Linked DNA regions of Mus musculus: all the other regions are linked to region 1. The links are chromatin loops, found by intact Hi-C in ENCODE. Cell type or tissue: gastrocnemius. All regions are shown on one strand. Links, peaks and the distances in the headings refer to the core of each region. The heading gives the core; the rest is flanking DNA.

What was found. Hi-C counts contacts between places; a loop is a spot of excess contacts. Peaks named below come from ENCODE experiments on the same cell type or tissue, not always from the same donor. Only the 100,000 strongest peaks of a DNase experiment are listed, where the experiment ranks them.
Region 2: a loop joins it to region 1, with 2.5 times the contacts of the local background. A loop is called at or near these places in 4 of 42 quality-filtered maps.
Region 3: it touches region 1 in a loop (10-fold over the local background); 24 of 42 quality-filtered maps call a loop at or near these places.
Region 4: a loop joins it to region 1, with 8 times the contacts of the local background. A loop is called at or near these places in 12 of 42 quality-filtered maps.

The regions. Positions count from the first base shown.
Region 1 is chr12:37,447,303-37,455,203 of GRCm38, forward strand. The region is part of intron 12 of Agmo (alkylglycerol monooxygenase); the gene reads left to right. All of the region lies in intron 3 of Gm34408 (a long non-coding RNA gene), which reads right to left. Among named protein-coding and RNA genes, the nearest start is that of Gm34408, 24 kb to the right of the region's middle. In gastrocnemius, for the core only: a CTCF peak has its summit at 3,681 (motif pointing left); a DNase peak (open chromatin) is centred at 3,679.
Region 2 is chr12:37,104,955-37,112,855 of GRCm38, forward strand. Meox2 (mesenchyme homeobox 2) reads left to right here and starts at 3,586. Exons shown (of 3, transcript NM_008584.4): 1 at 3,586-4,390. The coding sequence starts at 3,877. Gm29007 (predicted gene 29007) reads right to left here and starts at 1,798. Exons shown (of 2, transcript NR_166884.1): 1 at 1,759-1,798. In gastrocnemius, for the core only: a CTCF peak has its summit at 6,253; DNase peaks (open chromatin) are centred at 3,446, 3,754, 4,134 and 4,644; H3K4me3 peaks cover 5,000 bases; H3K27ac peaks cover 5,000 bases.
Region 3 is chr12:36,710,797-36,718,697 of GRCm38, forward strand. No RefSeq gene overlaps it. Among named protein-coding and RNA genes, the nearest start is that of Mir5099, 100 kb to the right of the region's middle. In gastrocnemius, for the core only: a CTCF peak has its summit at 3,360 (motif pointing right); a DNase peak (open chromatin) is centred at 3,320; H3K4me3 peaks cover 3,385 bases; H3K27ac peaks cover 3,693 bases.
Region 4 is chr12:37,072,813-37,080,713 of GRCm38, forward strand. No RefSeq gene overlaps it. Among named protein-coding and RNA genes, the nearest start is that of Gm29007, 30 kb to the right of the region's middle. In gastrocnemius, for the core only: a CTCF peak has its summit at 4,689; no DNase peak of the experiment used is centred there; H3K4me3 peaks cover 451 bases; H3K27ac peaks cover 366 bases.

The DNA.
Region 1 (7,901 bases), core at 1,337-6,336:
GGGAATTTAAAATGTAAAGCTTTTAATACCTTTACATTCACATATAAAGTTAAATGTATTTTCAGTTTTATAGCACATTCTGGCAAACCTTGCCACATATATTTAATTTTTGGTAAGAATAGATATTATTTAAAGTCTGAATTACAACCACTTGTAAGGACTTCTTGCCAGTGTACTCTCTTTCTCTATTAATTACTGTATTGGCAACTAAAACTAATATCATGCTGTATCAGTTCCATATGATAGTGGATAGTACAGGCATGCATTTTCTCAGGGAAAAATGTTGTCTGGCTTTTAAACAAACTTAGAAGACTTCTGTAGACATCCAAATAGTTCAAATATGTCAGAATTTGAAAGAAAATAGTTGACATAAATACTAAAAACTTTCTAGTAACTGAGATCTTGAAAGCATACATTAAAAATTGCTTTTGGTACATTTATGTTGAATTACAAGTCACCATCTTTATGTTATAATGAAATAAGTAATAAAGTAGTAGTCGCAACTGGGGTTAGGTAGAGGGTTGAAATTTAACTACTATAATCCTCATTTTTGAAAACGGGAAAATTGTCCAAAGTGTTCCTCAGCCTGCAAAGATAAAGGAATCAAACATTCACAGTGGCTCTGTGTGTGAGGCACACAATTGATCTTATGTCCGAGATTCTATCTTCGGAATGTTGAAATGGGTTGGCATGGGATACTGATAAATCATTTTGAGATAATTCAGTTTTTATTGCCGTCTCCAATGTGAATAATGTAATGACCATAGAAACAGTTAGCAAGGTTAAAAAACACTTAAAAATTATCCTATACCATCTTATAATCTGGATTAAAAAAAAAAAGTCTGCCTTTATGAGATCCACCTGCCACAAAGGCGCCTGTTGAAGGGTTTCTGCCTAGCTCCTCAGTGCAGTCAGATTGGTCACTAGTCCTGAAGGCACTAACTTTACCAATGTGCTCACCCACCTGTAACTGAATAAGTATGCTGAATAAGTATTAGGAGGCAAAACTTACTGTCTCACTTCAGCCCCAAAGCCAATTAACTTTGACTAAAACCACAAGCCAAATAATTCCTTCCTCTCCCTCCCTTTTGGTGTTATCTCAAATATTTGTCATAGCAAAGCAGGTAACTATTCCAATGTCCTAAAGTTAATGTTTTTTTTTTTTCTCTCTTCTGTTTGACTGTAAATTATTTGAATACAATGTCTGCATATTGTTTATTTGTCAGTCCTCTTATTTGAAGCACAGTGCTGTTCTGTTATTTAGAGACAGCTGCAGGTCTAACTGGGGGCGGGGGGGGGCGGGGAGGGGAGAGATGAACACAGAGTATGGAAGTCCTTTGGCCTCCCAAAGTTGGCAGAGAAAGTTTTCTGTTCTCAATCTATCCCAGCCTAAACTAAGGTCTTGATTATGTCTTTACTCCTCTTCAGAAAATGAGGAAAGCATCACGGGCGTGTATGATAGCAAATATGAAAATGAGTGAGCACATGCAATAAGGAGATCATATTTACCCTGTCAATAAATGACACGTAAAGTTTCAATGAAATTAACTGTGTAAAAACTGCACCAGATGGCCTCCAAGCCATTCCCCTCTGATCATACATAAATGCTTGCAATTTCTTTCTCTTATTTTAATGCTAGGAGTTTCTCAGCATGCAAAGGCTCATCATTTGACAAAGCCCCTTGGACATGTCATGTACTTCAGGAACATTATTCCTGAGGGGGAAAAATCATCATCTTTCTTTTCAGATTATTATGTTTTTAAGTTTAAATAATTCATATTCACCAACAGTTCCAATCCTGTATACCCACTTAACAAACTAGCCATGGTTGTACATGATTGAATGTTATGATCGGGGAGCGCAAGAGCTCTCCGAATAGACAGCCCAGGAAAGACTGCAAGCTTCCTGCTCAGTGGCAAGCTCTTACTCACGAAAGTAAGGTGGACAGGGATAGAGGAGGTCACTTGGTACCTTGATGTGGCTTCCTCATAAGTGTGTATACTTCACACTTATTAGCATGCATCTCACACAAATACAACACATATACACATGGACCCAGGGTAAGAAAAATAAAACTTTTAAAAGGAAATTTAATTGGCTATTGTAAAATAAAAAAAAAATTGAAGTCCTCTAATGTAAATTTTCAAAAGATATCTCTGCATAATCCACTTAGCGTAGTATTTCTGGGGAACTCTCCAGAGCTGGTTTGTTATTTAATTTACCCCTGTATGCTCCTTCAAAAGAGTATTATTCTGTTCCTTAACTCTTTGTATGTGTGAGAGATCATTTCCTAGGACTTCAGAGCAAGCAAATCAGCTTCTCCTTGTCATATGGAAACCTCATGGAAAATCTCTCCATCTTCCTTTGCCGTTTTATTTCCTGTACCATGAGTTATAGTAGTCCTTTCTTCTAATCTCTTCTTTCATTACACTCCAGCCTATCTGAACTGCCTTTGTTTATAAATGCGTGTGTAGAGTCTTAATTAGTGGGTGACAGTTGGTAGGCACTCCAGAAATTGGTTTGAGCCTCAGGCCAAACACAGTCAGTAATATTATCTCTCTGTTTCAGTATCTGTCTCTGTCTTGTCTTTCTTTATGTATTCAGGTTACAATACCCCTAAAGGCAAATGTAATTTTCCTATTTGAAGATCCTCCATTTTGTCTTAATGATTAAAGAGATATCTTTCCTTATACTAAAAGTGAAAGAGAAAAATGTATAAATTTCACAAGTGCATAACTAACTTTTCCTTCACACATACCAAGAAGAGAAAACAGGCCAAAGTTCCTATGCATATCCAAGAAAGATAATTCCTCTCATCCTTAAATTCAGAGGCTTTCCTGTGTGTTCAGGGGATAATGCAGTCTTCCTGTCTATATTTTTAGTCATATTCAAAAGGAAGCAAAACATACTGAGACTACAACTGCCACAATTTTGGGGGGAGAGTTACAAACTCTCCTTCAGCTTATGAAAGCTTTCTTCTCTTGATCTAGTCTCTAGTTTTTAATCATTTCTGAGATAATTCCCAGAGGTGAAGGCCAGGTTAGTTATTGATGGCAGAAGGCAGTAAATCCCTGTCTTCTTAGCCCTTACTGTGGTTATGCTGTGCTTTGGAGCCCTCCTCCCATGACTGCTTTATTTCCAGAAGTCTAAATGTACAACAAATACATGACATATGTTTTTTCAGATAGACCTTTTTTTATATATTAGAAGGCATATGCCCCGTTCAGTGTGATCAGAGGACTGTGTCATAGCAAGGAAGGCCACACCTCCTAGTGAAATCCCCATACCCATGTGTAATTGATATATGTCATCATGGCCAAAGGCAATGTTTCATATGAAGAGGGAACTCATCAAAGAGTAAGCAATGAACTTGTAATGACTTAAAAGAAATTACTGAAGGCAGTAGAGGGGATTTTAGAAGAAGTGGAATGAGGAGAACATGGAATAAAAGCAAAGAGATCTATGGCTTTTGTGTGAAGGACAATATGTGTTTAGGAAAGAAGACTTTTATAAGAATAAGTTATGCCGAATTTTAAGTAACATACTGTCTTTTCTGATATGTCAATCTAGCACACATCCATACATCCCTCCTTTTCAGTTTGAACTGATGTGTTTCCTCAGTGATTCAATAGCCTATAGACATATGGCGAGTTTGCCATAGATGCCTCGGCGCCATCTAGTGGTTGAAGATTGACTGTGGGTCTTCATGTTTTCCCAAAACCATTCCTTTACTTTACAAATAGAATTTGTATCTGGAGAACACCACACATTATTCTCTTTATGGGAGAAGAACCTCCAAGATAAACACTTTCTTCACAATTTGAACTTTAACCATTAACGAGAACATTTTATTTTATCTGATTTATATAATTTGGCTTATTCACTTCAATGAATATTCATCTAAATGTGTTTTTATTCCTGTGGTCTCTTCTCTTCTCTTCTCTTCTCTTCTCTTCTCTTCTCTTCTCTTCTCTTCTCTTCTCTTCTCTTCTCTTCTCTCTTCTTTCTTTCTTTCTTTCTTTCTTTCCTTTCCTTCCTTCCTTTCTTCCTTCCTTCTCTTTCTTTCTTTCTTTCTTTCTTTCTTTCTTTCTTTCTCTCTCTCTCTCTCTCTTTCTCTCTCTCTTTCTTTCTTTCTTTCTTTCTTTCTTTTTCTTTCTCTTTCTCTCTCTTTCTTTCTTTCTTTCTTTCTTTTTTTCTTTCTTCTCTCTCTCTCTCTCTTTCTCTCTCTCTTGCTCTCTTGCTTTCTTTTTGTAATATTTTTATGGTTACTCTTATTTTTCTTTTACAGTCTAGCCATTGTTGCCTCTCCCAGGTTCCCCTCCCTCAGTTTCTTATCCCATTCCTCCCCACTCCCCACCAGCCTGTCTCTAAGAGGATGTCCCCACCCCACCTGGCCTCCTCACTTATCAGGACCTCGTGTCTCTTAAGGCTTAAGAGCATTTTCTCCCAAATGAGGCCAGACTAGGTAACTGGGGGCCTCAGACCAGCTCATGAATGCTGCCTGGTTGGTAGCTCAGTGTCTGAGAGATTTCAGGGGTCCAGATTAGTTGAGACTGCTGGTCTTCCTATGTGGTAGGTCTTCTCCTCGGGTTCTTCCACATATCAGTGAGTACATATCATGTGAGTTCTTTTGTGATTGGGTTAACTCACTCAGGATGATATCCTTCAGATACATCCATTTGCCTAGGAATTTCATAGATCATTGTTTTTAATAGCTGAGTAGTACTCCATTGTGTAAATGTAGCACATTTTCTGTATCCATTCCTCTGTGAGGGACATCTGGGTTCTTTCCAGCTTCTGGCTATTATAAATAAGGCTGCTATGAACATAGTGGAGCAGCAAAACACCCATGAAAGGAGTTACAGAGACAAAGTTTGGAGCTGAGACAGAAGGATAGACCATCCAGAGACTGCCCCACTCAGGGATCCATCCCATAATCAGCCACCAAACACAGACACTATTTCATACACCTACAAGATTTTGCTGAAAGGGCCCTGATATAGCTGTCTCTTGTGAGGCTATGCCAATGCCTGGCAACCATAGAAGTGGATGCTCACAGTCAGCTATTGGATGAAACACAGGGCTCCCAATGGAGGAGCTAGAGAAAGTACCCAAGGAGCTGAAGGGGTCTGCAACCCTACAGGTGGAACAACAATATGAACTAACCAGTACCGCCAGAGCTCATGTCTCTAGCTGCATATGTTGCAGAAGATGGCTTAGTTGGCCATCATTGGAAAGAGAGGCCCCTTTGTCTTGCAAACTTTATATGTTCCAGTACAGGGGAAACCCCAGGGTCAAGAAGTGGGAGTGGGTGGGAGGGAGGGTATAGGGGACTTTTGGGATAGCATTTGAAATGTAAATGAAGTAAATACCTAATAAAATTTGGAAAGAAAAAAATAGATATTTCTGGAACATCTTTAGATTTTAATGTTCCTGAATTCTGAATAGATATGTTTCTTCTCCAGACACATTTATGCAGTTAAATTAGCTTAAAACAAAGAAATATATTTTAGCAGCTTCTCATGTTTTTTCTGTTAATCTCTCCATTTTAAACAGAATGCATAAGACAGACTATGCATAAGACTTTATCCCTGTTCCTGTTGCTGACAGTGTAGCTGTTCCAATCTGTAGGTCTTTCCATCACTCAGTCTTTGCTCTGGCAAATGCTGATACACCACTATAGGGTGCAGGATCACTGGAAGTGATATCATTAGGTTCTGTGTGTGAATACTGAACGAGACAGGGAATGCTTTTTACATCTACCTTGATGTTTCAACCATCTCCTCCTTTTTGAAGAATATACATTTTAAAGATAACCTTCATTTCTAATTGCATTGTACACCTTCTTCTCCTCCTTTTTATTCTCTTGCCTCTTGAAAAGAGTGACACTAATTTCCCCCATGTAGGTTATTTTTACAGCCACATCTGCTTTCCCCCAATTCTCCTATATCAGAGAATTAGAAATCAAAATGAAACCATAAATATAATAGATAAAAAAATCAAATGGTCAGAATTAATTTGTTTCTAAGGAGTGAGATATTTCTTAGAGTATCTGCTTTTGGAAGCTATTCAGTAAACAAGACTATCTTATTTTTAATCTAAATATCTATATTGTGAAAACCAAGAACACCTCCGAGGTTCTCCCCACCTTCTCACTCACTCAAATCTATGTTATTTATTTCCTTGATCTTTTTGTTGGAAAAAAGCAGATATATGAGAGAGAGAGAGAGAGAGAGAGAGAGAGAGAGAGAGAGAGAGCGAGAAAATAGGATAGGACAAAACAACAAACACTCAAACAAGAAAAAGAGACAGCCAAAGGAAAAGAAAAAAGGAGAGAAAAAGAAAAAAGGAAAAGAAGAAAAAGAAGCACACACAAATTCCCCAAAAATAAACAATTGGAAACCATAATATATATGTAAAAGATCTGTAAGGTTTAAAACAAGAACTACTTGTGGTTTGTATACCCTGTGAGAGTCCTTTGGCAAAAGCAAGTCTTTCATGAAAGAAATATTTTAAATACTTTCTTCTTCTCTTATCCAATTTCTTTTTCTCTTTGTGACTATCTTCAGATTCTATCTCCAATAACCCACGTTTACGGTCATGCTGTATGTCTTCCTTTTTATTCCCTATCTTCACATGTTTAGAAAAGCAAGACACAGAAAGATGAATAGTTTTCAGTATTTTATTCAAGTGGGTTTATTATATGCATTTCATTAAAATTGTTTATTTTTCTCAGTAATCCTCACAGTATCTTCAAAGTCAAAATGAAAATTAGTTATTCTTTACAACCACACCTATATATATTATTAGATATTCTCTTTATTTACATTTCAAATGTTATCCCCTTTCCTAGTTTCCCCTCCGAAAATCCCTTATCCCCTCCCCCCTCCCCCTTCTCCCCAACCCACCCACTCCCATTCCCTGTTCTGGCATTCCCTTATACTGGGACATAGAACATCTACAGGACCTAGGGTCTCTCCTGCCATTGATGACCGACTAGGCCATCCTCTGCTACACATACAGCTAGAGCCACAAGTTCCATCATGTGTTTTCTTTGATTGGAGGTTTAGTTCCAAGTAGCTGTGGGGATACTGGTTAGTTCATATTAATGTTCCTCCTATGGGGATTCTTTAGGAAAGAAACAACACTATTTTCAGGGACTTCTATATTTGTGGGTATCTGGTGAATCCTTTCCTTGACCAATATAAATAATTACTTAAAAAAAATATCTCCTGCAGAGACTTGATGTGTCAGGATGGGGACATCAAGGAGAGAGGGAGAAGAATGGCAGGGGGACTGTGTGAGGGGAGGAGGGGGAAGGCAGCGATCTGGTTGTAAAGTGAATAAATATATAAATTAATGAAAAAATAGTAGGTCAATGGAAAAACACAGTTTTCTATTTTTGAGATATGATTTTATGTTTTGAAACACTAAAATGGAATAAATACCAAACATTTCAAGGTATTAATAATATGCTTGTACATTTATCAAGAGGATTTTAAAAAACATGTTGTTTAAGGTAATGGAAGAAGGATACTCAATTGAGCTACTGGGATAAATATGAGTTATTTTAACTATTTGAATAGTTATATGGAAGCATTTCTTAAAATCATAATCAATTTCATTTTATAAACCTTAGTCTAGAAACTTCACATGTAATGTGAAAGGTGAAGCACATCCTCTCCCACTGAGGTTAGACAAGGCAGCCCAGCTAGAAGAACATATCCATGTATAGGCAACAGCTTTGCACATCTGCTACATATGTGCAGTGGACCTAGGTCCAGCTCATGTTTGCTCTTTGGTTGGTGGTTCAGAATCTGAGAACCCCAAGCGTTAGTTGACTCTTAAACAAGAACATTTCATACTTACATGATTGCTTAATGTCTTTTGAAATTGGGAAA
Region 2 (7,901 bases), core at 1,367-6,366, 340 kb before region 1:
ATGCAGCAGCCATGGCTTTTCTATGAGAAGTAAGTGTCTGAGGCAATCCTTATGTTCAATTAATCATTTAAGCCTCAGCTAGTATATGTACCATGCACAACAAGAAGAAAAACATCTGGGATTTAATGTTAATTCTCGTCATCCCTCAAACAACTTTTAAGTCACCATGAATCTAAATAAAATGAAATAAGTTCAATCTCGTTTTAATTAAAAGATTCTATCTTTTTAAATAAAATATGGCTTTCTGGTTGGCTTTTATGCCATTTGGTCAAACGGAGCCATAGACATACTTAGCATTGAAGCTTCTAATGATTGTTTAAATAGTTATGGTTAAGTAACTCCACAAGAGCTAAACATTTCCTATACTCTGTGATACATGCCTTGATTTTATACTTTATATTTGATTTTTATGTTGACATAACATTTTTTCAAGAATTTTGAAATATATGTTTATGAAGACTAAACATTATAGCTCAAATGACATAGATACTTTGGTTGTCCGAATTTCTACAATTCATCTTGTTACTGAAAAGTCATATTAATCATTGGATTAATTAAAATGCAAATATTAAATCAGCTACTGATGAAAGCATTGTGTATTTTTTTTTCTGTTGTTGCTACACTAACACTTGAAAAACAAAACATCCTAAGTAAAACTAAAAATTATCTATCATTACAAATGCTCTAAGAACATGAAGTTTTTGAAAGTTGTGCAATAGTTAATAGTATTTAAACATTATGAAACTTTGATAGCCATGCTTAATTTTGAAAGCAGCGAGTCTTGACTTCTTTTGCTTTTTAGCACCCTTTTCCTTTTCCATGACATTTTGCTTGTATTATACTTTATATTAGAAATCTGAATTTCATTGGCCTTGGGAATACTTAATGTTCTGTGCCTTCAAGTTAAAAGACCTTTCCTGAAAGTGTCCTGCAATTGCATGACTTTGGAAGCTGTTCTGTCCTTTTCTAACTTGTTTTTCCTCTTCTTTCCCAGATTACTGGCCTCATATTTCCAGAGGAAAACTGACTGAGGCAGGTTGTAGAGGAATTTCTGGACATACTGTTAACATCTGTGTGATGTAGTGAACGAGGGAGGAAAACCAGCCCAGCCACTGGGCAGACTCACCAAACGCCAGCCTCTATGGAGATCAAACTTTATTCTTGCTAGTTACTCTCACCTACAACATCCTAGTTACATGCAACTCTTTGTTCACTAATAGTTTAGCTGTAGTTTATAGAACACACACTGGAAAGACTTGGGTGGATTTTGTTAAACACTACAGATGAAGTATGTTTTTGTCAGTCCTATCTGACACTCCCTACCATGCTTTCAGTCGAGGGATCTTACACTATGCAAATATTTTATTATGTTTATTAGAGGAATTGATCAAATTTCAGTTTGAATAAAATATGAATGCTTTCAGAACCCAGGGTCCATTGAGATGCTAAGGGAGCACAGGCAGGGAATTTATCATTGCACTTTATACTTCTATGTTTAATATCAGAGCGCATATTGAAACCATAAAAAGCAGAAAAATCAAAATATATTCCGATCTTATATGAGGGATATGTTTCCCACTCTCTTTTGTAATTCTTAAAAAGCCAAGGTTGTGGGTAGTGGCAGAAGAAGTAGTCTTAAGCTTTAAGTCCGGGAAGCCATCCTGCCTGTACCTAAAGCTCCTAGCAGTCACGTACCCCAAGAATGATCAGCGCCCCTTTTCAGGATAAGATTCCCAAATTACAAGCAAAGAACCTTACCGTCAAAGCCTTGCTGCAGGTTCCAGCTCAGCCTCAGACTGAAACGTTGAGCGGCTGGTGAACAAAAGTTTTAGGTTCTTTTTTTTTTTTTTTCCCCTAACGAAGTCTGCAAAACTAATTTCCCTCAAAATAGGGCTCAATTTCCGTTAAAGAAAGCAGTGCTTACAAATCTTGGAATTCCTGATCAACCCCCACTCCACCCCATCTCTAAGTTGTGCAAAACAATTCGACTTTTCACACGGATGTTAAAGTTTGTTTGGAAGTTCCTTTTCTGGAGAACCTCTTAAAATAAAGGGTAACAGACTGAAGATGGCAGAAGGAGCGGCAGAGAGAAGGGTTCTGCCTTGGGGACATTCCTCCAAAATTCATCAATACCTTTTCCTAATTTAAACCAGATGTCTAGTTCAGGTTGCTGTACTCATTAATCCCATTAGCAATTTCAAAGACTTGGCCATCATCTTCTGGTCACCCAGACAATAAACATATGGCAGTTAACCATAGTGGCACACTCCAAGTCCTGAACACCCTAGGCTACTGCAGACATCCCCTTGGCAGACACTTCCTAGATAGGAACAGGCTTTCCTGCAGCCCACTCTCCCAAGCTTGTTGTGGGTTAAGGACAGGACTTCCAGTAGATTCTGTGGCCGCCCAAGCTAATTGCTGTGTCAACCCCAGCCCCTGCTCTCACAAATTCACTGGTGGCAAGGTGTGCAGTTAGTTCATTTCCAGGAGCACAGGCTGTAAACCTGGGGGAAATGAACCATGATAGCAGGGTCCACGCTGAGGGAATGTTAAGTTTGCTATCTGCTTAAAACAGAAAGGTGGTGAGGAATGGAATGTATGCAAGGAGCATTAGCTCTGTGAGCTAAAGAGAGATTTCATTTCTCAAAGGATGGGAGCGGGCTGTGAATTGGCTCCTGCAGGGTTAAGCTAGCTAGGAAGGGTGAAGCTGGGAGCAAGTTAGACTTGCTCATTTGACATTTTTTCGGGTTATTCTTGACCCCCCCCCTCCCAATTTCCTCGGTGAGCAAATGGTGAGAAAATTTCGCGAACTGGACTGGTAAAGAGAAGTAGGGGTGGGAAGAGGGTCAGAAAAAGAAGGAAGGGGGACACCACTTGGAGCAACACTTGTGTGTCGCCAAGGCGCCAGAGCCTACATCCACCTCTGTGTCGCGCACACCCCATTGTATATCTGTCCTTTCTGCACTCAGAGTAGCACTGTGCTAGCCTTGGTGCACAGCTCTACAACCTCCGCCCTGGCTCTAGGTTTTCTAACAATCTATTCTCAGATACCTAAAAGAGAATAAACCTAATGTGTTTACGCTGGAACCGTGAGTGGCCTCTGAGTTTGAAAAGCTCGACAGACTAGGCTCTTCTTCTCTTGAAAGTTCTCTTGAAAGTTCTCTGTGGTCTGCAAAGTCAGGGAGTAGTCAGGGAGCTCCTGCAGGTGACCCCAACCCCCACCAAGGCTGAGAGATCTAGGTTCCAAGAGCAGTGAGCTACTCAGAGACACTGTGTGCTGGCTTAGGGAAGCTGAGTGCCTCTGCGTCTGGCCATGGGAACCTATGGGACAGATTGCGGTGGCCCGGAGCGACTGAGGCTCTGGGAGCACCACTAGCTGTGGTGGAAGCTCCCAGGGCCCGACGGGCGGGCGTTGGGCAGCGGCTCCTGTCCTGCCAGCAATGGGAACTGGAAATGAGAGAGCACGGTGGCGCTGACTGAGCGGGAGTTTTGGAGGGAGTTTGCATGTGGTCAGCGCTGGGCTCCTAAGCCAGCCCCCAGCTCACATTACACTCTATTTATAACCTCTCAGAGCCATTTCCCCCTGAAAGCAGTTCTCTGGGACCACCTTCTTTTGGCTTCCACCTCTCCCACACTTGACATCTGAGCAGCTGCGAAGGAAGCTCCTCCAGGTCCTAGTGTTTATACGTGCAGGAGACTGGCCGCTAAGGCTCAGGACTGGGATTAGCCGGCTCTGCTCAAATGCAAACGCGCGCGGCTTTTACTTTTGGAGTGAGTGGGGGAAAGTCTTAGGATTTCCAGTGAAAAGTGACAGCGCTTGGTGGACATTCGGACCGTCCGTGAAGTCTTCTGCTTGGAAGCCGAAACTTGCATGCCATGGAACACCCCCTCTTTGGCTGCCTGCGCAGCCCCCACGCCACAGCGCAAGGCTTGCACCCCTTCTCCCAGTCTTCTCTGGCCCTCCATGGAAGATCTGACCACATGTCCTACCCCGAACTCTCCACATCTTCCTCGTCTTGCATAATCGCGGGATACCCCAACGAGGAGGGCATGTTTGCCAGCCAGCATCACAGGGGGCACCACCACCACCACCACCATCACCATCACCACCACCAGCAGCAGCAGCACCAGGCTCTGCAAAGCAACTGGCACCTCCCGCAGATGTCCTCTCCACCAAGCGCGGCCCGGCACAGCCTGTGCCTGCAGCCTGATTCGGGAGGGCCCCCGGAGCTGGGAAGCAGCCCTCCGGTCCTGTGTTCCAACTCATCTAGCCTGGGCTCCAGCACCCCTACCGGGGCCGCGTGCGCACCAGGGGATTATGGCCGTCAAGCGCTGTCACCCGCAGACGTAGAGAAGAGAAGTGGCAGCAAAAGGAAAAGCGACAGCTCAGGTGAGTGCGGGCAAAGCAACCCTGGGGAGAGTGCGCTCTGGGCTAGGAAGATGCGGGGAGGTGTGGGATGTTTCTCATAGAAAGACAAACTGTGAAGCTGCTAGCCTTTCCTCGCTCTGGTGGGCGAGTTCATCCATGGAGCGTCCGTCCTGTAATTCAGGAGCACGTGTTTCACTGAAGTTAATATATCTACATCCAGCCGTTCAAAGCCCTCCAAGATCGCAAATCAGTTTTCCAGAAGTGGTGAAGAAAGAGCAAGTGACACTATGCAAAATCGGTTAAGGGAGCGTGGCGGGTCCCTCCACGGGTTGGGAGGGGTGTGCCCATTGGGATGCTGCATCCGCTGGGCATGCATGCCTGCGTGCGTGTGTGCGTGCATGCGGGTTTCCTTGACTTTTCCCTTCCAATTCCCAACTCTGAACAACTCGACTTTTCCTATCCTTAACTGGGTTTCCAAATTATTGCGCAATGCCTTGAACTTTAACTGGATTTGACCAAATACGAGAAAAAGAAAAGGAAAGAAAAGAAAAGAAAAGAAAAGAAAAGAAGAGGAGGAAAAGAAAAAAGGAAGAAAACGGAAAAGGAAAGAAAAAGATAAGGAAAAATTAAAGAAAGAAAAAGAACAGAAACCTAAAACTTTTTTTTTAATATTTTTGCTTTCAGAGTTCCTTAAATAGCACCTTTCTTAAAATGATATTTAAAAAACAAACAACCCCTCCCCAAACATTCTATTTATTTGGCGAAAAAGTAATTATCTAGTAATCTAGAAGTGTTTAAGGAATACCTCTGAAAACTTTGAATAAAGAGTATTCTTATAGTAATTACACTCATATGGTGCTAACCTGGTTTGGGGGGGGGGGGGGGACGGGGACGGGAAACAAGCAAAAAGTCCAAATCAACCAACCAACCAAAACAAAATGTTTGAACTTCGACTGTGGAAAATAAAAGCCTTCATCAATTGAGTAGTGCTTTGAGATGCAGTGGAGAAAGTGGACAGATAACAGTCCTGACAGTGCTGGAAGAAGATGCAGGGAAGGTGTGGGTAACTTGAGCAGTCCTACAAAAGGGGAGCCTCCCAGAAGAATTCAGGGGCCTGGAAGTCCAATAGCCAGTGCATCCTGACAGCACAGAGAAACTAAAAATTTCCAGGAAACACAACAAAGCCCTTAAATACATTCCTCATTGTAAATGTTCTCTCTCTCTCTCTCTCTCTCTCTCTCTCTCTCTCTCTCTCTCTCTCTCTCTCCTTCCTTCCTTCCTTCCTTCCTTCTTTCCTTTCTTTCTTTCCTTCTTTTTTTCTTTATTGAATCTTCTATGTAGTTACAAGGCAACCTGGATACAGATTTAGAAAGACGTCACTTAACTAGTAAAATGTTTACATATATTACGTTTTCTGTGCTAGTGTCTCGAGAGAACATATAATTCTAGGCAATAGTTTGAAGAATTGAAAAATAATAGCATTTTAAACATTTTAGGCAAGGTGTTCTGCAGTGTAGGGCAGTAAGGGCTGTGTATTTTGTAATGTGTTGAAAGATGATAGAAATTTTTCTTGACCTCGGTGTGGGGTGACTCCTTGCTTCCCAGCCTCACTATTGAACCTGTAATTTTTCAGGTCCTGGGTGAACGATTAATGATGCTTCATCATGATTAGTTATGTCTAAGAACTCGGTCATCGCTGTTATTCTGTTTACTGGTTATCTCTAACTGTATGTGAAATCCTAAGATACCAAAAAGGTTCCTAAGAAGGCATCAGAACGCACTGGGTTTCCCCAGATTGGGCATTTATGAGCAGAAATGCATGGATTGCTTTGGCAGGTTGCTATCTACTTCAGGGAGGACCAGAAGCTCGGATTCCGTGTTTTCTTTCCGCAAGGGGGAAACTGCGCTGCTTCTTAGCTGAACCAATGCCCTAAAGATTATTTGCGCACACGAAGGAATTTTTTTTTTTTTTCAGGCACAAGTTATTTTTGGTTGGGGAAACAGGGAGAGTGAGACTAAAAACTGACTTCCTTAGTTTATTTTAACAAAAATGGTTTTAATATTGACTAACACTGGTTTCCATCACTTTTATCAGGGGCAAATAAGCACATAGCAAAGAGAGGCTTGTTTTTGTGTTGTGAAACTCATTTAAACACCAAAACAAGCAACGAGAATAAACATTTGTGCCAACTCCGTATTACAAGGACGGGAAATACAATCTTTAGGAAGGCTAATGTTACTGGGCTTGACTTAGAACGAATGTACCCATTGATAGAATATCAAAGTCAAGCATCAATTTTCTTGGTACACTATTGAAAATAAAATCAATGTCAGGCTCTGAGTTAATAACGGTTCGATCACAGGTATGCTTAACTCCAAGCCATTCTTTCTCCTATTTTAATTTATACAACGAACATTCAATTTAAGGTCAAATCATTTCAAAGTATTGTGAAAATATTTTGACTTACCAGACAGCAAATTAACAGAAAATATTTATAATTCTGTTCTGTTATCAATTCTTACTTGGCACAGTTTGCCTATTGTATCCCTTCATAATTAATTAATGTTTAATAAGTTATATTGAACAATCTGAGACTTAGGACTATATAAAATGAAAACGAAATCATGCATGGTAGCAACAATTTATTTATTTAGGCATTTTATAATCGCTGTATATGTATAGTTGGCTGTATATGTATAGTATAGACAGTACTTTAATCTATGGCAATGTTGGAACCAAGTCTACTACCAGTGCATATGTGATAAATGAGTTAATTTATAATAAGTACCAGGAAATGGTGTTAAAGAACCAAACCACGTATAAACCTTACATTTTAATCCATAGTAATAATGCAACAATTTCAATATAAAATACCGTCCAGTGTTTCTATTCTGAAAACCTACATGAAAGCAGACTTAAACAAATACAGAAAGCTTACTAGTATAGAAGCAAATGTTTATAGACTTTAGACTTCCATTATAGTTAATTAACAATTAAAAATAGCCAATTTTAAGAGAAACTTACGACATTTTCATAGTATGTGCTAAACAATTTTATAACTTTGAGCCAGCTAGCCTTTCCAGCAATGTTAGTAAAGCCAACATCTGCCACTCCTTCAAAGGGACTCTTAAAGTTACAACTGTGCTTAAAACAATCAGTACGAGCCAGGTGATTCTGAAAAACGTCTATAAATACTGTCAACTTCTTGGCTTCAATTACACAAAGTAATATATTAGTGAGCATGAATTGTTCAGTTTTGTTAAAATAGATGTGCTCACTTAATCTAACCAGCTTTTATGTAGTGAATATACACCGTTATGGTATACATATTCTGTAGACATCTTAGATTAATGAAAATAAGCACACATTTTTGTTTTAACGGATAAAGTTATAACTATGCTCATTCCAAAAATGCAATGAATAATTTGGGGATGTGGATTTTGGGGGATTGAGTCACATTATATTTTTGTAAAGTTACAAATATTTATAGCTATTATAACACAAAATATTTAGTTTCAAACTGGGTCAGTC
Region 3 (7,901 bases), core at 1,338-6,337, 740 kb before region 1:
ATGAAAAACAGAAAATTTGGCTTGCTGTTGGTCGCATGAATCCAGGAGGAAGTTGTTTTGCTTCCTTTTCTTCCTGTGACATCAGTGCATTTGGTGATCCCTGAGGAGATCTTTAAATACTAAGTGATGGAAGTAGAAAGCAGGATTTTAGTGAATTCTCCATTGTAGCTCTGTGTTGAGCTCAGGGATTTAAATTTCTCTTCCAGGTGGGAAAATAATTGCATGCCTTCCTTCCTTCTTTCCTTCCTCCCTCCCTCCCTTTCTCCCCTTCTCTTTCTTCCTTTCTCCCTTCCTTCTCTCCTTACTTCTATCCGTCCTTTTAAACACAGGGTCTCACTATAGAGTGGGACTGGTCCAAGAACTCACCATGTAAACAAAGGTGGCCTCAAATTTATAGAGCTTCCACTTCTGCTTCCTGAGAAACACCTTAAAGGTGTTTCTTGCACCTTATCTTGTGTTCCTTAGAACTCTGTTTTCTAGAGAGAGACAGAAAAGGGGGTGTATTCAGATGGGAGTGGAGGTGAGCAGGATCTACAAGGAATAAAAGGAGGAAAAACTGTAATCATAATATATTATGTGAAGAAAAAAATTATTTTCAATAAAAAGGGAAAAAGAACTGTTCCCTCACACACTCAAAGTGTGTGTGTATGTGTGTATGTTTGTATGCACATATGTATATGAGTGTGTATATTTGTGCAAATGCATATGAGATGGAAAGAAGGGGGAGGGAGGGAGGGAGGGAGGGAGGGAGAGAGGTAGAGAGAGAGAGAGAGAGAGAGAGAGAGAGAGAGAGAGAGAAGGAGAGATGGAAAATTTTCACACAAGCATACATTTTTATCAGCAGCATTGCCAGGGTATATATTGGAATTTATTCACGACATAACTTCAAGCTTATACCCTATCAAAGACAGCTACTGGTAAACAGCCTTCTGCTATCTGATTTTGTGAGTTCAACAGTTTCTAGACTCCATATTTAAGTGAGGACATGAAGTTTTTGTTTTCCTATGTTTGGGTTATTACACTTAGTACAATGTCTTCCAGGTTTATCCATGTTGTTTAATGGTGTAATCTCCTTTTTAAGGCTGAATACTATGTCTTTCTGCATGCATGTCTTTATAATGCACAGAGACATAGTATTGTCACATAGGTCCAGCTTTGGTTCTGTGGGATAACCCAGTTGTAACCTGGATTCTTACTGCAGTGTATTCTTTAGCTCTTCCTCAATATGCATGATGGCTAGATCTGATCATTTTCCCATCGTAGAATTTAGTCAGGGCTGCTAGCCCTTGGGACCTAGCCGAAAGGGACAAAAGAAATCAGGAAGGAGGCTGCCACTAGGTAATTCGGTAAATTCTTTGTTTCTGCATCACCTGGTTTGTGTTGTTATGGCACAAATGGTAGAAAAGTCAGAGTGGGATAAGAGAAAACAGAAGGAGGGGGAGGGGAAAGGGAAGACGAGAGTGGAGGAAGAAAAGAGGGAGGAAGGAAGGAAAGAAGGAAGGAAGGAAGAAAGGAAGGAAAGAAGGAAGAAAAGAAGGAAGGAAGGAAGGAAGGAAGGAAGGAAGGAAGGAAGGAAGGAAGGAAGGAAGGAAAGATGGATGTTGGGAACTAAAAAGGGGGCCCTAAGGAAGGAACAAAGGAACTTGTTTCTTGCTGAGGAGTCTGGAAAGTCCAAAATCAATGGACAAAAACTACCAGGGAACTTCTCTTTCATCCCTTGGGTAAGAACAGTATAAAAAGAGGGCTAGGGGGTAAACTTATTTTCAGCCTTTGTGCAATGCAGAGGAACCCATCCATAAGAGGAAAGCCTTCTTGACCCCAGCATCTTAGGCCCTACTCCCAAAGCTTACATTGAAGATTAAGTTTTCAACACATAATTTTTTGGGTGCACTGCTTAAGTGTAGTTTACCATATGGACTACTTTTAGTTGGAAAGATAAATTTTAGCATCTGGCGAATGACACTTTAATGTGACCAAACATGCTACATTGTGCGCTTATTTTTGCTTCAACTTTCAGAAGATGTTCTGTCAATTCTTTGAGATTATTTTAGCTTCACCCAGGTTCCACTGCCACTCTTCATGGGCCCACAAAAGCACATTGCACTAATCTCCTGTATAGTAGAAATTATGTAAGCTTGTACAAATTGAAAAAAATTAGTTTTCAAAACTCAAATAAAATAACATCTGAGCATATTTATCTGCCTAAATTGTGAGCTACTGGGCACAGTATTCAGATTTATATTTATGATCAATGTCACTGTATAATTGCAAAGAATAACTACTTTATACTTGTAATTTCATGGATTATTAATAATATCTTCTAAGCGTTTTACCCCACTGAAACAATACATTTTGAAATTGCATGCTACTCATGTATGTTTGATTCATCTGTTTGTTGTTCCTATAGCAACCGACTTCCTACACCTAGTGGAAGGGTGGATATGCTGTTGAAGGAATTATGGTCTGACAAGGTTCTTCAAGGGCTCCAAGAAGTATGAGCACAGTGGGAATTTTCATTTTGTTCAGACAAAATTTCTTAGCCCTAGTTATTTCTAGTTTGGAACTAGCTTCCTTGATATTGCAAAACAGGTAAGACATGAGCAGATGGACTGGGAAGTCCCTGCATCCGGAGCAGGCAGGTCCACTCTGACTTCTCACCTGCAGTCTGCACCAGCCAGCCAGGCAGCTGTAGAATCATCCATTTAAAAACACTGGAGGAGATTCAAAGTGTGGATCAGAGACTGAAGGAAAGGCCATCCAGAGACTGCCCCACCTGGGGATCCATTTCATATATAGTCACCAAACCCAGACACTATTGTGGATGCCAACAAGTGCTTGCTGACAGGAGCCTGATATAGTTGTCTACTGAGAGGCTCTGCCAGTGCTTGACAAATACAGAGGTGGATGCTCTCAACCAACAATGGACTGAGCACAGGGTCCCCCATGGAGGAGCTAGAGAAAGGAACCAAGGAGCTGAGGGGTTTGCAGCCCCATAGAAGAAACAACAATATGAACCAACCATTATACCCAGAGCTCTCAGGGACTAGAGAGCTAGTACAATCAAAGAGTACACTTGGAGGAACAGACCCATGGCTCCAGCTGCCTATGTAGCAGAGGACAGCCTTGTTGGACATCAATGGGAGGAGAGGCCCTTGGTTCTGAAAAGGCTCGATGCCCCTAGTGTAGGGGAATGCCAGGGCAGAGAAACAGGAATGGGTGGGTTGGTGAGCAGGGGCAGCGGGGACGAGATGGGGGTTTTCGGAGGGGAAACGAGAAAAGGGGAAAACATTTAAAATGTAAATAGAGAAAATATCTTATAAAAAAATAAAAATAAAAAATAAGATAAAACTGCCCACTAGAGGGAGCCGAGCACCATAAATCTTGGTGTGTTCCCCGGCTGCTTCCAGGAGGGGGGAAAGCAAGCCACAAGTGCACATCCCAGACCTTATTTAACATTTTCTCCGATGTTTTCTCGTCCAAATCTCATCGATTACTCCTATAAGCAAACAAAGACCAGCGCAGCATATAACATTACTACATCCACATTTTAATACGTGAAACGTTCAGGAAGTAAAACTGCTCTGGAGAAATGGGATCCAGACGAATTATTTGAACTTAACAGGGCAAAACACCCTGGACAGCATGGGCTTCCCCAAACTTCCCGTGGTCTCGTCCTCTGTTTTATTTGCCCTGGATGTAACTGTTGTATGTATCTGCTGTTGTGTGTATCTGCTACATTTTGTTACATTTTGCCCAGGCATTTAAGGTAAAGGACTCCACTAGGCAGATGTCTGGACCATGCTGAAATAAAGCCAAAGGTTGAACGTTCAAAACTAAAATTGTCTGCTTACTTACATAGAAAAATGAAAATGGGCGTTTGTTTTCAATGGCAAAAATTTCAGTTGCAGGATGACGGGCCTACGTTTGAACTGTTTTTCATGTTCCCGTTACCATTTTATATATTCTTCCCTGCTTCCAGAAATCACTTCTTTTAAAATGTTCAAATCCTGCAAAAAATGCTCAAATTTTGTTTTGTATTGAGTTTTTAGGTTCGACTATTTGAAGAAAAATGAAAAAATAATGTATGTAATCCAGCTTGAAATGTTAAAACACAACATTTGAAAATATAAATAAAAATATTGAAAATTGAGATATTAGCTCCTTATATAGTAAAATATTAAGTTTTGAGTGACACTAATTCTTAAATTTTAACTAATTCTTATTTTGGAAAAGGGTAATTATTGTGAATTGTGATTATCTCAAACTTAATTTCAATAATGAAAGCATTTTTTTAAAAAATCTTTTAACTATTTTAAAGCATTTGAAAGTTTTCTTCCCAGTTTCCCTGAGTAATTATCTATAGCTATAAACAACTTTTGCCTTGCGCTCTCGAATTTCACTCAAATTGTCTCTTTTATTTATTTGTCACTTTCTTCTGCTACACAGTCAGAAAGACACACAGATATACCACAAACCATGAATCTTCGAGGCAGCTTTCTTGAGGTGACATTCATGCTTAATAGGTGATTTGGGCGTATGGCTAATTCTGGGATTTCCCTTTTCCCCCTCTCTCACCTCTACCTCCCTTTCTCTGTATGATATTCAGCTTCACCCATGAGCAAAACTGTATCTCCCACTTGCCTCAAAGATCAGATTATCCATTTTTGTTTTTTATTTTATTTGAACTTGGGAAAATTTAATGTGGAGCTAATACAAACTGGCTGTAAACAGCTGCCACACGTAATGATACTGGACAAAAATGAAAATATCAGTCATTTCCCTTCTACCCTTTGGCTGTGTGATCCTTTTACGCAGTTTGGATCTTTAGGGACACTCTCCAGCATGTACCATTCTATACATATGAAAGTTATTATGTTTGTGCATTTCTTCGGTGTTTCTTAACAAAAGTGGAATCATGTGAAAAATAGATTTGCCGTTCCACTGGCAATACGTTTTAAAGATGCCTTTCCACCAGTGCCCAGAATTATCTCACTGGTTATAGCTGTGTGAACCCCATATTCATTAGCTCCCTTCTCTCATTCTGGGAATTTCAATCACTTCCAGCATTTGTTTATTAAACAGTTCTTTCAGTGCAGACGTGTAAGTAAATATCTTTGGAATCTGATGCATTTCCTACATTTTCATGAATAAAATCCTGTAGATACTGAAGTCACGCCTAGCTTGCTCTTCACTTTTGACTTATGGCTTGCCTGTTTCTACAAAGGTTTTCAGGGGTCTGTATTTTCTGCTGCTCTGGGCTTCTGAAAGATGTTTGTTTGGTTTTTTTTTTTTTGTTGTTGTTGTTGATTTGTTTTGTTTTTTAAAATCCATCAAACATGTTGGTTGCCAAAAATAAGATTTCAAAACATAAAATGCTATTTATCTGGAAGCGTATTCACCAGAAAGTGAAAGACCACCATCGAACTGGACAGCTCAAGTAGAAAACTCTTTCCCGTAGGACTGGAAGAGTAGCAAAACTTCTCTCACTGGTTGATTGAATCTCTGTTGGATTCAGATCACACTGACCAAATATGGGATCATCTCCCATATATCGTCAGTTTTGTTGTTGATTAAAGGCCAGCATTGAGTGGTTCAGTAGCAATTTAATGGGAACACAGAGTGATAATATGACTGGTTTAAATGCAAATATACTTAAAAGCATACCAAACACTACACACTATACAAGAATACAGAGAAATGTATTAGTACATTAGTATCGTTCTAGGGGGAAATTAATGTGACTGGGGGATAAACACCAAAAGCAGCAGGAACCAAAACAGAAAGGCATGTAGCTGGTGTTCCGAGCGCTCTTGTGATGCTGAAGCGTTTGTTTGTTTGTTTGTTTTCCCCCTGAAAGCAGTTTCTACACTGTCTTATTTATGGAAGTGCTTCCTTGCTCTCTCTGTCTACTCGGTCTCTTTCTTTGTCTCTCTATCTCACTCTTCTTTCTTCCTCCTTTTTCCTTTAAGGCCATTAAAACAGGCAGAAAAGATGCCATGAACAGCCTTCAAGTGAGCTAATTGGAGCTGGAGTTAGTATCCAGCATATACTTTTGTGGCATTGAATAATTTATTAGGAACTATAGATATGAGTGCTTATACATAGTGTCCACTGGGGCACTATTCAGAGCTAAAATTTCTGCAAAAATGAAAAGTTCATTAAAGCTCCCCATAACACGACCTCAAATTAAAGACATAGGAACCGACCAGCTGTGTGAACCATTGCAGGTGGTGTCGGGGTATACCAGCTTCACAGTGTGCAAGTCCAGCCTGAGAGATGGTATCATTGCTGTCTGGCCAAGACTGGCCAAGATATCACAGGGGAAATACAGATTTCAGAGAGAATGTGTTAAAACACTTCCTGTGCTCCAGGCATGCATGGTCTGAGAACTTTTCTCAAGATCATGTAACCTGCAAAAACAAAGCTATGAGGTTGGAGATGTGGAAAAGGGGTCACAGAGAAGTTTAATAACCCGCTGAAGAGCATCCATTTAATGAATGTAGGGAATGGTGTTGAAATCTAACAGGAGTTCAAGAGTTCCTGAGCGAGTTTAACCCAAGGCGTCCACTCTGAGGAAGATGTGGGTGGGAGTGGGCATAGAGGTATATAACATAAGGATCAGGAAGGTGGAAACAGAAGTTGCAAGGTCCTTTATTACAGTTACATTACACCGGGTCTTACATCTTCCTTGCTGTGGCTGGCTGTATAAGGGATTTCAGAGTCAGATCAGCAGAACAGAAGCAGGATTCTGGAAATGGGATTCTTTTTGCTTTGGAAAGGTTGGCAGTCTCTCTCCTGCCTCTCCATTGGAATTAACACAAACCCCAAACGTCACAGCCGGATGTTTGAAAGTTTTTAAACCTTACAATTTTGCAAAGTTCCTCAACTCCTCCGCAGGCTTTTACCCCTGCTGAATGTCAGTGAGTGCTTGGGCTCCGCTGAGTTCAGGATGAAGAAAGTGTAATTTGAGTTTGTTTTCTCAGCAAGGCGATGGCAAAAGGATATTTATGGTGTTGAAGAATTTCAGCTCTTTCTCCAGCATGTAGAGTGTGTAGTATATTTAAAATACCACTCTCCAGGATATCTCCCTTTTGCTGAGATAATAAAATTGATCATATGTTTTGAGGTTAAATAAACTGTTGTAACAATCTTGTAGCTGCCTGCTGGTTGCGGTTTTCAAAAGCAATTACTCACTCTGGAGTCAACTTTGAACTGTACATTTTAATTGAAAAGCTAATTGTAGGCCATTGCTCCTGATTTAGCATTTAATTTGGCAGATTAGGAGGCAAAGGAACTTAGGGAGGGAGGGAAAGGAAGAGAAGCTTGCAGAAGAATTGCTGAGTTCCAATTCCCGTTTGTGTTCGAGGCATTTACACAAGACACTTTGTGTTCTCACCAAGGAAGGAGTGCCTGGACCAGTGGGCACATTCCTGAGACATTTGTCGGAAGTGGTCTGCAAGGTCCTGAGTTTATCCACATTTGCTCCCCAGATCCCAAGCCCAGCGAGTCTGTGAGATGGAAGCAGAGATGGAGGGAAGGGGGAGGGAAGACAGAGAGGAAGAGAGAGGGAGAGAGAGAGGGAGAGAGAGAAGGAGGATGAGAAGTGAGGAGGGGGAGGGGAAGGGGAGGCAGAGATTCTTGATTCAAAAATTCAGCTCTGTTACCTTTCTGGTCAGGAGTTTATTTCATTTCTTCAGATCCTGATGATGTCCAAGGGTAGGGACTGACTCTTACTGAAAAATACCTAACACTGAGGGTGCTGGTGCGGTTCAGCAAGACACTGGCTTGTTTACAGGTTGCCCAGCAGAGGGAATCAGGCTTCTGGATTATTTATTAAAGTTCTCCCTGATTAAGAAAACAGTGAAACCTGGATTTTCCATCCAGGAAGTTAGTAGCATCCT
Region 4 (7,901 bases), core at 1,662-6,661, 370 kb before region 1:
ATCCCTGAATAAACGACAATAACTCATCTTGAGAGTCCGGAGTGTGATTAGCTCTTCTGTTGCCATGCCAAGTGTAGCTCATTGTTTATTTTTCTAATGCCCTGCTGTGTTAATGCTAGCCATTTAACTATTTATTGAGCACTGAACAGCCATCTAGAATCTTGACAAATCACACATTAATCCAAGGAAGAGTTAAATTTCGTGAATGGAAATTTACTAGGGGAAAAAATATCAAGAATGAAAAGGAATCTGAGTAAATAATTTTCTGTTTTGAAATCAACACATTTTACTGTGTCTCTAAGTCCCCAGTTGGGGAGAAAGGGAATTTACAAAGTCTGAACAGGAATTTAGAGCATAGTTTCTTAGACAAAAATCAGAGATTGATAAAAGAACTTAAAGATGCTTTCTCCCACTGTTAGTTCTTATAGGTGTTCTGACCAGCTGCTTCTTTAAGATGATACAAGGGAAAATGGCAGACTTTTGAATTATGTTGATTATTATACGTTTGAGGATGCAGCAACATCTGACCGAAGAATTAACAAGCTCATGGAAAAGTCAAATACAAGTTAGCAGGCCCAACAGTCAACCCGAAACTCAAGAGCCAAAGGTTTTGGCTTCCTCACACATTAATCAGTCTATCCTTGTCTCAGAGCTGCCTCAAACTCAATCAAAAATTTTGCCGGTATCTCCGCACATTTTTCAGTTACCTCGTATATTGTTATATCCTGATTTAAGAAGTATTGATGAGTCATTGAGGACCAAAAGTTATTATAAATATAGGATGCATATTCTAGCCAGCTTGGCGTGCTTCTCCAAAACAAACCAAACAACAACAACAACAAAATAACAAAGGAATAAAAGAAAGAAGTTATAGGAAGTCATAACTAATAAAATCACGAAAAAGGGACCTAGACTACTTCATGTGAAGAATTCTCAGTTTCTCTCTCCATTGCAGAACACCCAATTCAAACAGCAGCATTCTTCTAGACAACTCATCCTGCTAAGATTTGAACAAGAAGTCCAGTATATTACTCATAATGAATTATTGGATATAGCAAAAATTTAGTCACAATTTAATATTGCTAACACCAAAACTCCCTAGCAACTATTGAAAAAAAAAACAGAAGAAAGGAGACATTGATAATACTACCAAAAGAAAGAGCACCAAAAGTACAAAAAGATGGGTTTGTCCAGAGGCAAACCATGTTCCGAGCACTTAGATCCATTTTCTCCCATTTCCTTCCCAAGCAGTTCTACCAACTGAGAACCAAGAATTCAAGTATATTGACCATTAGGGGACATTCTCACTCAAACAACATACTATGTTCTGATGTGGTTACAGTCACATGAAGTTTTATACTAATAGTCCAGGGCATGATTCTAGCACCTCTGTGAAAATATCAGATAAGCAGGTAACAGAAAAGTGGAGGAAATCTCAGCCACAGGTCACAGATAGTATCTGATAGCATTCTTATCCTTTAGGGTGGTGAAAGCAGGAGTCTGTATGTATACTGATATGAGTTATGTAGTGTTAGGTCACATACAGAGAATAACAATAAAGTGCAGTTAAGATGACTGTAGATAGCCCAATATAGTTGAAACGTGTACTGACAATAGTTTATCTACAACATGGTATTTTTGATCAATCAACCAACCAACCAATCAGCCATTATAGTACATCTTCTATCCTTGAAGTTTTATTCTCACTGATAATTATGATTTGGAGAATTGTAATACTTTTTCAGCAATGAAGCTCTTTAAACCAACGTCCTAACTAACTACCTCACCATATCTTTGTACCAACATCTTACGTTCTGTGTTTGCTTTCTCAGTCATCAATAGTCGTTGCACTTATCATTATAACTGTTATATATTTCCTTCCGTGCCAGGATTATACACTTTTGTCATTACAATTGTCAACTACATCATCCAAACTCTACTCTAAGAATGCCATTTTAATACATATCTTAAAATGGATGAGGATGTAGTGGACATTAAAGATTATGGAATAGGAATAGAAAGGAAGAAGAGTGACAGCTGTGACTGATCCAGTGAGAATCAAATTCAGGTTTGAAATGGAGATGTGGAAAGGAGATTTGTTCAAAGGGATTCACAGTTGTGGGTGAGTGTGCACTCCTTTTTATGACTAGTGTGATACTGAGAGTAACAGCCATACAAAGGATGGACTGAGGGATGCTGAGAGGAACGCTGGGGATGTGGAATGTGCTTAACAACACAGCAAGAGTCTAGGTGAGAAACTATGGAGGTCTTCCGGGAACTAAAATTTGAAATCTACTATAAAGACTAAGAGTAAAAGTTAACTTATAAAGTGAGGTAAATATACATGCAATTGTTTTTTAATATATATTCAATGTTATTTTCATAGTGAAATATAATTCTACTTTCAAAGAATTAAACACACAAGATTTCAACCAGCTACAATTTATTTTATTTTATTTAGCTAAAAATTAAACATTATATTAATGTTAGGACATAAGAAAAGGGATGGATAACAGTATGGTTTAAGACACTTGTAGATTCCTACACAGTTCTGTGACTTTTTAATTATCTGCTCTCTAATGTACACCTGAGATTTTCAGGGAAACAAGTATGTAGTATCGACTACACAGGTCAAGTTTAGGCGCCAATCATCTGGAACTACCAGGTCTAACTAATGAGTCTTCAGAACTAAAATATAACACCATTCAAACAATATGATGCTCTTGGTTTGAATTAACGTCCGGTCATATTTTGGATGAGATGAATACAGACAATCTTCAGTCAAACTACTACTTTTAATTGCTGACATTTGTGTAACAGATTGAATGTATTTGTGAAGGATATAAAAAGTTTCCTTTCCAAAAAAGGAAAGGCCTTGTATTACTTGAGGTCTGGATATGTACAAACAAAATATTGTGTTTTCCTAAAGGAAGAATAAAGGGAACATTGTTCGTGATCTTATAAAATTCTCCATAAATCCCTTAAAGAGGAAGTTGAACAACTGAAGCCTTATGGTCTCACAGATATATCTTCCATCAATTCATTTGTAGTTTGCAGTGGATATATGTGCATATAGAACCCAGTCGGTCGTTTTTTTAGAACTCTTTTTTTAACTGTTTGTACTTTGAATAACAGTTTTTATTTTTTATTTTTGAAGCCTTGCAGAGACCTAAATGCTCAGCCATCTAGTAACACTGGGCAGCATCTGTGTTCTGTGTGGGAAACATGCTTGTCAGTTAGCTCACAAGCTTGTAGGTCCTCCAGTGTGCACAACTCCTTCCACTTTTATAACTGGATAGTAGAAATGACTCATTTTGGGTCCCTAAAGGACATTTATTCAAAAATGTTTAAAAATTTTTCTGCTTCTGTCAGAAGTGTTGAGGATTCAAAGCATAAATATGGGGGATGAGGGTGAGTTAACATGGAGCCTGTCAACTGTTAATTTTGACAAAGTTCATATCTCCTATGCTTGGGTGACTTTGCTACCTTCTCACTAAAGCACTGTTTCAAGAAAAAGTTGAGATTAAAATTCTTTTCCCGGAGGAGCTGGAGGGATGGCCCAGTGGTGAAGGACAATCACTTGTTCTTCTTGAAAAGGACATAGGTTCAGTTTCCAGAACTCACATGGTAGGTCATAGTCATTTCTAACTCCTTTGATGGCTTCTACTGACCTCAGTGTGTGCCACGCATGCACACGGTGCATACACATACATATAGGCAAAACACTGGTTCACAAAATATTCTTTTCCACACTTTGGTCAAGGGACTGAAGAAAATATTGCAACCCCATAGGAAGAACAACCATAACAACCAATCAGTTCCCCCAGAGCTCCCAGGGACTAAACCACCAACCAAAGACTACACGTGGAGCAATGGCTCCAGCCATGGCTCCAGCCACCTATGTAGCAGAGGATGGCCATATCGGGCATCAGTGGGAGGAGAGGTCCTTTGTCCTGTGAAGCCTTGATGCCCCAGCGTAGGGGAATGCAAGGGCAGGGAGGCAGGAGTGGGTGGGTGGGTGGGGGAATACCCTCATAGAAGCAGGGAGAGGAAGGATCAGATAGGGAGCTTGGTGGGGGGTTGGGGGGGGGGTGGAGGCGGGAATCCGGAAAGGGGATAACATTTGAAATGTAAATGAAGAAAATACTCAATAAAAAATATATTTTGTTTTTCTCTGGTTACATGAGAAAATTAAAAGAAAAATTTCCATGCTTTTGAATACCATGTCCAAATCAATTCTAGGATGAGCCATAAACATACACATCACTGGACTTTAGGCTACCCCTAAAAGACAGGTGACTTAACAACTCATCATAGCCTTTACTTCATAATACTCAGCCATAGAGGGTCAGAGATAAGCTATTGACACCTATTTTCTGCTGCAGAATATATATGTAACTGGATGTAACTCATGCTGTAACTTGAACTGTCATGTAATAGTTCAGAAGGTTCTACTTTGTTGCTCCATGAGATCCGTATATAGGTTTCATGGGCTGTGTGACATGCTTGCTGGAAACTCATAAATCATTCATTATGAGACCACAGTGAGAACAGAAAATGATCATTCAAGTAAAATGTTTTGAATGCTGGGCATAACTGTACATTTTGTATCTTCAGAAACCATTTGGGTGTTTACAGAAGCTTGGTTTAGATTATTTTCCATTGCAGTTTGAGCTACAACTGGTAGGTGGTGCTGTCAGGATACTGTTCATGGGTTCTCTGAAACTGGCTCCTCTCTCTGAAAACTTTGGAAACCTTTCTATATTTTGCAGTTTGTTGAGGATTGCCGTTAAGCATACCTAGAACTACTTTTCTGGGTATTTATCAGAAAAGTAATGAAATGTTTGGAAGCACTTGGGAATTGAACACTGAGCAGATATTGTGTTTCTGATGTTCATGGTGCACTGTCACTTCACCAACACTTGGGCATATTGCCCAGTTTCTTTCTTTATGTATTATTTTCATTTTGGTGTCCTATTAATGCAGAGTCCTTGCAATCAGCTATCCAGGTCTGGAAGGCAGTGGTTCTTTAGGTAACTAAGTCCTTTCCTTTCCTCACTGTATTCTTCAGCAGTGGCTTCCCATTGCAGTACAAAAGGAAAAAGGAAAAGAAAAGAAAAGCAAAAAAAAAAAAAAAAAAAAAAAACTGGAAAAAAAGAAAGGAAGGGAGGAAGTAATAATGAAGGAGAAAGAGAGAAATGAAGAGAAAATGAAGAGAAAGGCAGAGTAAAAGGACAAAGAAAAATTTTAATTATCTTCTTCATCAATATGGAATATTAGTAAATAATTTACTGATTTGTAGGAAACAGAATCTAAAAAACACTGTAAGAAAAGTAGATAAGTAAGAGGGGGAGAGGAGCAGGAACAAAACAAGGAAATATATCTTTCAAGTTCTGTTTCCTTAGTGAGAGAGTAGGAACGTCAGCCATTTTTACAGTTAACACAAATTCATAACATCTGACCGCTGGAAAAACAGGGAGTTTCCACTTCTACATGCTGAGGGTCATTTCTTGATTAGCCAAAACAACAACAATAATAAAATACTTCTTGAAATTTGTTACGTGATCTACTCCACCATCAAAACGTGAACGTTAATTATAATTCCCGAGAGGAGCAGTCCCTACTGCTTTATATCAAGAATTTATAATATGAACTCGAATATATTGCACAATATGATATTCAGCAAAATGTTTAGCTCAGAGGATTACACCTTAAAATCACACTTACCAGTTTAACATATTTATGTTCTCATAGATGGGTATAGTTGAACGTTCCAGAAAAGCGATCCAAAATGTGTAATTTTAAGATAATTTTCCATGCAAAAAGCAAATGAATGACAGTCTTGAGGGTAGTAACCAGGGATCATCTTTAAATCTCACAACATAGTCCAGTAAAGGCGGTGTGCATCCTGAGTCTATAAAACACATTGCTAATCTGAATAATTAGAATGCCCCATATGTAATAAAAACTGGATAAAGATTTTGATTTTAACTTAAGGTAAAGCTATGATAGACCTAAAAGTTATTATTTTATATACAACAATGACAGTAGAAAAGAAAATATAAAAAATATGCATATAATTTAAGTTTAATATACTACTAGAGTTTTTTTTTTCTTTCTCATAGTTATGTAGACTGCATTTATCCGGAACTGTTACCTTCAGCTCTAACTGCTTTGCATCATGTGAATGTGAGACTTGGTTGTACATGCCATCTTTAACCTCTACTGTTCTGAGAGGAGTGTTGTGTGGTGGGAAGTGGCCTTTGCTTTTTACCACGGAGACCAAAGTGACACACTTACAACTCTCATAGGGAATAGCAAGTTTATATATATATATATATGAACTTCATGATCTGCCTGTGGGAACGATGAGACAGGGGTCATTGAGCCTCTGTTACTTTTTCTACAAAGAATATTTTCATCTGATTGAAGTGAAGCCCACAGTGTAGGTTACTCACGCTGCCCCTCCTTTCTCTTCTATAGCAATAATCGAGCAAAGTGTGGAAGTTATGAAAGAATGATCCACACATGCAGCCTATATTGTTGTATCTGCATAAGACATATGCATTTAGAAAAGGAACTTAGAGTTTTGAAATAACAGAAATCTAAGTTATTTTATTACATGCATATGCACTAGTATACCCCCACATACTCCAATATTTTAAAGACACACACACTGATATTTTAATTTTAAGGTTTCAAAAGAAATTTGAAGAAATCTTTAAGCCAAACTTCTACCTAAGAAAACATGCATTCAAACATGTTTTTAATTTAAATTAAACCAATTGATTAGCCTTTGTCAAGAAGACATTCAGCTTACTCTTTCTCATTAGCTGTTGTATTTTCTTGATTCTCTGAATATTATTTTGATGCAATCCATTATTTCCTCTTCAACACAAACTCAAAAATGTCTGTGTTTAAAGTGAACTGTGCATTGAAAATTTAGATATTATGTTAACCTAATTGTAGGATCATGTATTTAAATTACATAGACTAGTAATTATGGATGTGAATATTTACTTACAACATCATGACTAGCAATAAAAAATATTTCAACACTTTTCTATAGCAGAGGTTGGTCTAAAAATACTTTTTCTTGTATATATTTTTCAAACCAATCCTGCTTTATTCAAATTAAGATGTCCTTTCAGCAGATGAGGGGATGACTCAGAGGTTAAATTGTATGTGTTTCAAGCGTAAGGACTTGAGTTTCTATGTAAAAACCGGGCCAGAATGGTAATCCTGTAACCTCCATGCTGAACCCCAGGTGTAGCCTCCCTCAGCCCTGAAGCAGGCTGATCCAGACTTTGACCTTGCTGCCACTGAGAAGGAAATTACCTAAGGTGGAGCCTTCCGACCTAGATGGCTCTTTTTGTTCTGCCACCTGCCACTGTTCTCTCCATGACACTGCTACCCGCTGAGAAGCTCCTGAGACATTCCTGAGGAACATCCTATTCTGCACATCGCCTACAGGCTGGCTCCAGACACCAAGAATGGACTGGCAGGGGATGGGCCTTCCCCTTTTATAAGTAGACTCTCTTAGTAAACTGGTGGGCCTTGAACTGAAACATATCTTAGTCTCCATTAATATCTCCCCATCTAAGTCCCTTTCAGCCCCAGCCTGCCTCCCTGGTATACCTGGTTCAAGTAGGCCGCAGGCTGGCATACAACACCCAGGGAAAGACACTTGATGGGGCTCACTTACCAGCTCATACAAGTGAGTTCCAGGTTTATTGAGAGACTCAGTCTCACAAAGATAGGCAAGCAACTGAGGAAAGTATGCCAAAGTCAAATTCTGAACCTAAATGTGCTCACAGATGCTTATAACACAAGTACAGAGAGAAAGGGGTTTGTAATGAGTTTTAAAAAGGTATCATGAAAATTGATTAGAATATCATGTT